Linked DNA regions of Homo sapiens: region 1 is linked to region 2. Evidence: chromatin contacts called from ENCODE Hi-C data. All regions are on one chromosome and are shown on one strand. Each heading gives the region's core, a stretch centred on a gene start or an enhancer-like site at or near the end of the contact. The rest is flanking DNA. Distances are from core to core; before and after follow the strand shown.

The links. Hi-C counts contacts between places; a loop is a spot of excess contacts on that map. Pooled maps may share reads with other maps.
Region 1: a pooled map shows a loop between it and region 2 (6-fold over the local background). The contact joins the promoter of TMEM37 here to the promoter of STEAP3 in region 2. A Hi-C loop is called at or near these places in 1 of 37 single-sample maps with no recorded cell type and 4 of 50 pooled maps.

Annotation. Positions count from the first base shown.
Region 1 is chr2:119,428,957-119,433,709 of GRCh38, forward strand. TMEM37 (transmembrane protein 37) reads left to right here and starts at 2,898. Exons shown (of 2, transcript NM_183240.3): 1 at 2,898-2,968. The coding sequence starts at 2,948. RefSeq lists a silencer at 2,670-3,049 and an enhancer at 3,333-3,839.
Region 2 is chr2:119,222,350-119,226,683 of GRCh38, forward strand. It overlaps STEAP3 (STEAP3 metalloreductase), which reads left to right and starts at 1,485. Exons shown (of 6, transcript NM_182915.3): 1 at 1,485-1,539. RefSeq lists silencers at 1,228-2,007, 2,068-2,137.

The DNA.
Region 1 (4,753 bases), core at 1,648-4,147, 210 kb after region 2:
AGTACTCATGCCCATGCTGTTTCTGCTTTTAACACCTGGGGGTCCACCCGGTAATCCAACCCCCACCTCTGCCCCTGCCATGTTTCCCCTCACACTAAAACTCCCTGCTTCTCTGGACATTCTTCTCCTGGTGCGGTATTTGTCTCTGCAGGGTTTAAGGGAAAGCTTCTTCACCCTCTGAAGTTTCAATGAAAAATAAACTCACAAAAGGCACATTAAATGGAGAAAAGGTATATACATTAATTCAAGGTGTACACCCCGGGAGAATCACGGAGTATGCCCACCCCTCAGCAGTGCTCAGAAGCTTCTATACTATCCTGGCAGAACAGGTGATGGGAGAGGAGAGAAGACGAATTCTGTAGAGGGGCTAGCCGAATGGATCAGGGAATAGAGATTAACTTGCCGGGTGTGGTCACATTCTCAGTCCTACAGGGAGGAGAAGAAACACAATTGTTCCTTTTGGTGGGTCTGGATGTTAGGCAGATAAAGGAACTTCAGTTTCATCCTGTGTTTTGGGAGAGACGGTGAGGGGAGGGAAGGTCAGAGAGACCTTGAGGCTTTTTCAGTTGTGTATGTCAAAGCGCCATGCTTTGGGACTTCTGACCCCAATACCTCTGGCTATCTCACCAGGATTTGAGAGGGCTGTGGATGCTGCCACTCCCCGCACCACCCCAACCCCCTAAGCCAGAGAGGTACCAGGAGACTCCAGGTCTTAGAGTCTCAGCTCAGATTCCACCCAAATTCTGGCCATATTCCCAGTCCTCATGTGAGCATAAGATGATCAGAACTGGATAGTCACTTCCTCCTTATTATTCTTAAGTCATTTCTGCTTCTCCAACTATCTTGCTGACAAGACATGTTGCTCTAAATTCTACTGATTCAATACTTTTCTATTCTTACCAACAAAGCGTAACAGGCTGTGAGAAACATGCCTGACCACACACGAAACTGGAGAAGGCAGTGGGTGCAGATGACCCGACCTGACTGTTCTTCTGATTTTAATTCCAGGCACTTCCCTCTTGGCCAGGTGAGATGCTATGATCCAGAATCTCACCTGGGAGAGCCCACAGGGCATTCTTAGGGCTCAGTGAAAGGATACCCCCGCAACAGGACAGGTCTTCCTTTCCCATGTGGGCTCTTTATCCAGAACCCAGAGCTGCGGAGAGTCTGGCTTCTGGGACCCTTGACTGGGGAGAAAGCAGGTGGGGGCCACGGAGGGAAGGCCCCAGAGCAGAGAGGCACCAGGCTGGCTGAGCCTGGGCAGCTGCCCTTTGCCTTAGCTCAGTGGTTCTCAAAGCCTGGCCCCCAGGCCAGCAGCACCAACATCACTTGAGGCCACTCAGCCAGAAACTCTGCAGTGGGGCCTCGCAATCTGTTTTAACAAACCTTCCAGGTGACTCTGGTGCAGAATGGTGGCAAGAACTCAAACCTGGACTAGGCCTGCTGGGTAAGTGGAGTCCCAGCTCTCCAGTGGACTCAATGTGGGTGGCCTGGGCCAAGCCTTCCTGTGCCTGGGCCATTTCTCCGTTTGTCAAGCTCCAGGACTGGGGTAAAGGATTTGACAAGGTCTGTTGGGCAGGGATGGAATCAGATGAATATCTAAGTGGAAGATATACAGACAATTGTAACTACCCCTCTTTCTCACATGGCTCTAAAGGGGAAAACAGATGAGTGCAGTTGCTTTGTCTTTGGGTAAAGTCACCAGGAGCTGCCTGCCTGAGTGAACCAGACAATTTAATGTGTGCCATTTAGTGAGGGGCCTTGTTTTACCACCACATTTGAGGATGGGGGGAGGGAAGCCTTTCTGTTGGAATTTGTGGCCCTTGGACACTCCTCCCACCTCCACCCTTTTTGGCGGTAAAAGCTTTTAGGTGCTGCCTCTTTAAGAACTCAGATCCGGCCGGATGCGGTGGCTCATGCCTGTAATCCTAGCACTTTGGAAGGCCGAGATCGGTGGATCACCTGAGGTCAGGAGTTCGAGACCAGCCTGACCAAAATGGTGAAACCCCCGTCTCTGCTAAAAAATACAAAAATTAGCAGGGCTTGATGGGGCGCGCTTGTAATCCCAGCTACTCGGGAGGCTGAGGCAGGAGAATCGCTTGAACGGGTTTGAACCCAGGAGGCGAAGGTTGCAGTGAGCCGTGATCGCGTCATTGCACTCCAGCCTGGGCCACAAGCGCTAGACAACGTCCAGAAAAAAAAAAAGAGAGACCTCAGTTCCCATCGAGGTGGAGAAAAAATAACCACATTTGTTTGGCATATTTGCATTTTTAATAGTCCCTGAGGAGTTCAGGAGGAAACAGGGTTTTACATCCCCTTTTAGGGACGCAAGTAGGATTGCCCCAAAAAGTTCCACTCCGTTCACACTCAGCGAGGGCCCGGCAAGAGCCCCACCTTTCACATTCATTATTTCCCTTACTAACCGAGGCTCCGAGACGCTAAACAAGCAGCCCAAGGTCACACCGCAGAGTGAGGGCAGCAGAGCCTCTGCGCCTGCCTCCTCCCTTCGGACCCTGCCGCGTTCCCAGAGGCTGGACTCAGCAAGCTGGAACAGGAATCGAACCCTCAGGCCCTCGTCGCCGTCCCAGCCCTCGAGGAATCTGCGCCCCAGGCGAAGCTGTCCTCGGAGGTTCGGGAGCGTCGGAGTGACTTCCCGATCCTTTCCCCTGGGACCCGAGGGATCCCTCCCCCCAAGTGCCGGGTCCTCCCCGCGGCTCCCCAGGGGCTCCTCCGGCCGCCCTCGCTGACTCAGCGTAATCCGAGCCGCGGAGGGCGGCGGGGTTGGCGGAGCCCGCCCGGGGTTAATCGCCGAGCTTTGAACGCCCCCTCCCGCCCCGCCCGCCTCCAGCAGCCGCCCCGCCCCTGCGGAGAAGTCCCGGGCTGGCGCCGGCGGCCACAGCGGAGCAGCTGGAGCGATCGAGGCTGCAGCGCGGCCGCCGGGCGCAGCATGACTGCCGTCGGCGTGCAGGTAGCCGGCGCCTGGCGGGGCGCTGACCCGGGGTGCTGCCCCGCCGTGGGAGGTTGGGGGTGGGAGGACGGAGGGAGGGGCGTACCCACCGCGAGCGCCGGCGTCGGGCTGGGGGTGCGAGCGCCCCCCGTGCCCGCCCCCTGTTGCAAACCTGGGTCCGGAGGAGGCTGGGCGGGGAGCAACCTCGGGGGGCCTGCCTGCCTCACATAGCTGCTCCCGAGGCGCGGACTCCGGCTGCTTCTGCTCGCGGCCTTGCAAGCACCCGAGGCTCCCAAACTTCATTTGGAAAGATTTTTCTTCTCTTTGGTGTCACCAGTGACTTACTGGTCAGTTTACCATAAGGGTCCCCCTTTGTGAGAAATGAGGCGCGTCTGGGGTGGAGGGACAGAATCGACTTGCAAAGTGAGGCTTATGTAACAGAGGATGCGTCTCTTGGGAAGTTAGACCTTTCTGGGGGTGGAGGTTAGGAAGACCGTCTCCCTCCCCAAAGCTGCGTTTGGGGTGCTGGGCTGGGGGTGGACTTGCTGAGTCGCGCGGACACCTCAGGGAAAGGCTCTGGCGAGGGAAGAAGCCCGTGTCTCCGAAGATTTGGCTTCTCCTTAGCGTAGTGCACGATGTTTATGTTGGCTAAGAACCTACACATTCCTACCCGCTCCCTCGGGCCTGCTGCTCCCCAAAGGGAAGTCAGTGGGTGGCGGTACCGCTGCCCAGCGGGCGAACTTCCTTTCCGCGCAACTCGCCCGCTGCAGAGTCTATCCGCTGGACTGTCTCCAGGATTAGAGAGGCCCGTTGACTTCGTGTACAAACGCTCAGCCACAACACTGACCTAGTAGACACCGTTCTGCCCATTGTATAGATGAGGTAACCGAGACTCAGAAGTAAGGTGCCCTCCGTGGCTGGCCAAGGAACAGAATCAAGATTCAAACCCAGGGCTTTCTGGCTCCAAATCCCACTGGCTCCTCCTGCCTTTACCTAACGGGAGAAACCCCACCCACAGGACACCCCCAAAACCGCTTCTATAGCCAGGACCTAGGCACCTGGGCGAAGCCGGGCATGGGGCGCAGGGAATTCCTCCCCTTTGTTCTGGGGGATGTCTGGAATCCCGGCCAGGCAGCATGGTGGGACAGACCAGGTGCGGTCCCTCCCCTCTAGGAGCTTACAGCCCATGTAGGGAGAGAGACTTGGAAACAGGGCATGGGGGAGCGAATGCTAAATTAAGAGGTGCAAAAGTTGCCAGACGGGGAAGAGGAGGAAGCCTGGTAGCAAGGTGGGAGCTCAGCTGGGGAGGCCACAGGCTCCAGGTGAAGGGCGGGTGCTCCGGCCGCTTCGGGATGATAACTCTTCATCCCCACAACCATGACTTGCCAGGGGGCAAACACAGGTAGGAAGCAAGTTCTGGGTCATGCAGGCAGCGGTGGGCCAGGCTGCAGCTGAGAGGAGCAGAGGCAGGCCGGCTCATCAGGAGGCTGTGAACTTCCAGGATGTTGACGATGGTGATGGCCTCACCTGGGTAGGGGCAGAGTGGGTGATGAGGGGGAGCAAATATGGGAGACATGTTGGGGATGTGCGGAATGAGTTGGGAGGAGCTTAATTTGTCTACCTGGGGGTGCTTTGGTTAAGGGGAACACATGAGGCCCTGGGTTATAGGAGGAAGACCATGACATTGGACTCAGTAGCCCAGTAGTGTCAAGTGACCCTATTCTATAGGTCACTAGAAATCATGCAAGGTTACAGATGAAAAAGGAAAATGCTTACATTTTTAGCAGAGCAGTTAAGCTCCAGAGA
Region 2 (4,334 bases), core at 235-2,734:
CACTCACCAGCCCTGGCACCCTAAGGGCAGGAACCTCCATTGGGCACGTGTGTCTCCAGCACTGGGAGCACTGTCTGGCACCTGGGGCACTGTGAGTGTTGAATGGATAAAGGACCTGTAAGAATTGCCATAAGAGGTGTTGCCCTGGGGCAAGGTGGGACAGGAAAGTTCTTGCAAGAGAAGAGAGGCTCTGGCCTTGGGCCCTGGCTGAGCAGAGAGCTGGGAGGTGGGTATTCGGGTAGGAGGAAAGCTGTGGAGGGGGAAAGCAAACTGCCTGCGGGGGTGGGGGGGTTCTCGGCGGGAGTTGGGGGTGGAGGGAAAGGCGCTTTACAGCAGCACTCCCTCCACAGGGAGACCAGAGCTCTGCCTCTTCCTCCCCACCGTGCCCTTTGGGGTCCAGTTGTGGGGCCTTCCTTGAGGCCCAGCTCCTGCCTCTGGCCTCCGGAGGCTTATCTCCCCAACAGAGGCTGGCTCCCCAGAAAACAGGATTCTTAGACTTCCTAAAAATAACCTGAAGCTCCTTATCAGAGGCTAATAGTGTATGTCTCCCAGGAATACTCTAGAAAGAGTACCAGGGGTCAGGAACCCCCACTCAGCCTCCACGAATCTGAGCGGAAAAGCCCGGGTCTCCTCACCTGTAAAGAAAATAACTGCAGCCGGCAAATGTGACCACAGGTGAGAAGGGGCTTCGGACCAGGGCGCACACCTCTAGAGAGGTGCCCACAGACAGCCTCCCCTTACTTACGCCCTGCTTCGCTGCAGTGCTGTGAAGCCATCGGCATTGGAAGTGCGGAGGGCAGCGGGCAGTGCCCCAGGGGGAAGGGGGGACGGGTAGGGTTTCAGAGCCCAGAAGGCCTAGACAGGGAGGCAGCTCCGGGAGAAAGGTACCCGCCATCCCACCGGTCTTGGAACCTGAGGACTGCTGGGAAGGGTCAAAAGTCTGCCCTAAGGGTGGACAAGGGACAGAGATTGGGGGGGGACCACAAAGGCCTGGGCGCAACCTTGTTGAGAGGGAAGGGATCCGGACCCAATCTGGAGCCCTGGTCTCTTCCCACCTGCAACCGTGGCTGCCACTTGGCCTCGGTTATAAAATGGACAAGGATTCGAGGTGCTCCTCAGGTTAAGAGAGGGGGGCCTAGAGGTCACCCTGGCCTCGGTGCCCTCCGTGGCCGGGTTAAGAGGAGGTCCCGGAGTTCTGCTCACTTCAGCCGTGTGCCGGGCACTGCAAATCAGGAAGTGTTGGCGCCGGCTGGCGACCTCCCGCCTGGGGCCAGGGGAGGAGGGTGGTTGGACGCTGCCACCGCTGCCGGGGCTGTGCAGGGCTGGGCGGGGAGCGAGGACCCGGCGGCTCCTGATTGCGGCCCCGGGGGAGGTGGCCGAGCCGGATAAGCTGCGGCGGGCTGGAGGGCGGCCACCTCCCCTGCAGGTCCGGCCCTCCCGGGCGGGTGGGGCGCGGGGGAGGAGGAGCCTCGGGCCGAGCCACCGCCTTCGCCGCGGACCTTCAGCTGCCGCGGTCGCTCCGAGCGGCGGGCCGCAGAGGTGAGTGTACCCTCCCCCGGTCTCCGCGGGGCTGCGTGCTGCGCCCGGTCCCCGAGACGCCCGCCCGGTTGCACCCTGCGCCGTCGCTGCGCGGACCTCGGGTGCCGCCACACGTCTGGAGGCGACTTCTGTCCCCTGGGACCGAGCCACGTGCGCCCGGCGGCAGAGAAACCGGGTTCCGGGGCCCCCACCCCGTGTGCCTTCCTTCCCTAGGCGTGGAAGCCGCTTGCGCCGCGCAGGTTAGGCAGGGCCGGCGGCGACAGTGGCGGGGAGCAGGCTCCGGAGCCCCGGGTGCAGATGTGGGCGCCCCTCCGGATGACCCCGGCTGAGTCCACAGGTCCCGTGTGCCCCACGGCTGGGGCTCTGGCCAGCGGTCCCAAAGGAGGGCTGGTAGCTGTGGGCGGGGATCTTCCAGGCTCTTCCTCGCCAGACCTCCCAGTCCCTTCGCAGCCGAACAGGGCAGGGACAGGGGCAGGTGCAGGGGCTGGGCAGGGGCGCCCGACCTTGGTCCCCAGGAGGAGGCTGGCCTCACCAGTGCCCGCCTCTGCCCGCGGAGCCCTTGCCTGGCAAAGTTCCCCCTCCTGCCCGGCAAAGCTCCCCCTCCTGCCCACTTCCCCGAAATTTGGGGACAGGCTGCCCGGAGAGGTGTGGTTGGAACTTTGGTCACTCTGGGTAAATGAAGGGGAGGGTGTGCCCAGATAATATGCGGTTTGGGGACCAGAAAGCCGGATCCGTGGGGAGAAGCAGGAAGGTCCCGCTGGAGCCCTGGCAGAGGGCACAGAGAGGCCTCCCAAATATCCAGGGCCACCTCAGAGATGGGCTCCAGAAGTGGGGATTCTGGAAATGCCCCCAGGGAGGTATTTCTGTCCATCAGAGTGCAGCCATAATATAATTAACAGCAGATATTCCCATTTATGTGTGCCAGGCATCTTGCTAAGGGCTTTGAGCACAATATCCCAGTTAATCCTCACAACAGGAAGGCACCATTATCTCTTGTTAAAAATGGGGAAACAGCCTCAGAGAGTCCACGTATTTTGCAAGGATACACAGCTAGGAAGTTGCAGAAGTAGAATTTGAACCCAGAGTTATCTGACTTGGAGCCCAGAGGAACCTACCACTGGGGCGAAACAGGCTGTGTCCTCACGGGGATTCTGGCAGCCCCAAGAATACAGTGCTGAGAGCCAGAAGGTCCACAAAACCAAAGGGTCTCACCTGGGTGTGTCCTCTCAGTCACCTGCAAGGCTTGTTAAAAATATAGATCCCCAAGTCCCATCCGAAGCTGACTGAATCAGCTAGGGGCACCTGGAGGACCCAGACTATGTCTTACTCATCTCTGTCCCTGGTGGCCTGCAGAGGGGCTGGCAAGGAGCAGGTGCTTAGTGAATGTCTAATGGGTAAGTGGGCGGGGTGGGGTAGATGGTGTCACTAGTGTCCTGAAGGGGGCTTAAATGGAGCAGGTGGCCTCAGCCAGGCAATCCGGCAGCAGGTATGGAAGTGACACAGTCTAATGCTGGCCTCAGAGCCAGCAGGGAGCTCAGGCTGGGCCACTTGTCCACCTGGGGGTTGAACAGCCTGCCCCAGGTTTGCTGAGGTCCCCAGGACCAGGCCAGGTCAAGCTGGGATCACACATGTTCCCTCTCCAGCCTAGAGATGTCAAACAGGTAGATTCCTCTCCCATTCATATCTCCTATCCTTGGCCCACAGCCCTTCCCTTCTTGGACTTATCAGAGACCAAGGTGCTGGGCAGGGCTTCAGGTGGTTAAAAAGTGAAAGTTCTTGAGTGAAGTCCAAAGGCGCACACCTGAGAGCTGAGTGGGCAAAAGGTCGCTGGCTGAGTGCTGGGGATAGTCTGGCTTTGGAGTCAGATGGACGAGTCCAAATCTCAGCTCCTTACCCCGTAACATGAAGCCCTCAGCTCTCTGAACCTCTGTTTATTTGCAAAACCTTGCCAAGGGCTTCAAACAGGATATCCTCATAAAACAAGTATGCCTATTTGGGGGACTAAGTGTGTGAAGTGCTGAGTTTTAGGAGTGCAGTAAATATCGGATCCCTCCTTCTTCACCTCAGGTTTGCGAGTTAACCAGTGAGGGGCCTTCCAGGCCTAGTGCTCTTGTAGACCGAACCACTAGCTTTCCTAGAGAAGGCAACTGAGGCCTAGAGAGTGGCCTCCAGGTTCCGTGCTCTGTGGCAGAGCTGGCCTTGGCTCCAAGTCCCAGGGTTCCCAGCTCAGTCTCAGCTGATGCCTCCCAGCCTGGCGGTCTACGCTGCCTGCTACATTCCCTGTCCAGCTACAAATGAACAACTGAGAGGGCTGGGGTGAGATTCAGGCAGGCTGGGGCAAGGGAAGGAAGCAGGTCATTTGGGGAGTCGGGCTCTCTGGTCTTCCAGCTGAGGCTGGATCCACTCTTTCCTGTCCACCCACGGTGCGTAGTGGCCAGGTCTTCCTGAGCTGAGCAGGTTGAGCACTATGAAACTGCTTTCTAGCATCTAGACCAGGGAGTTGCCTCTTGATTTAAAATGAGGATGTTTACCAGTTTAAGTAGTTATTAAAACCTAAGGCCAAGTTGGTGCCTTTCCTCCCTCTAGGAGTTGGAAGGGTGTGTGCTTTTTTCTGCTCCTACCCCACCCCTGCCAAACCATCCCAATTTGAGAGGCTGTGGAGATTACAGAACTTGGAGAGGAGAGGGGCAGGGATCGGGGTTGGAGACTAGATGGTTTTCAAACATTGGGCTACAGAAGTCCCTCTTCCTCCCATCTGTCTCCTGCAGCTGGGTCCACCCACCTGTCCAACACAG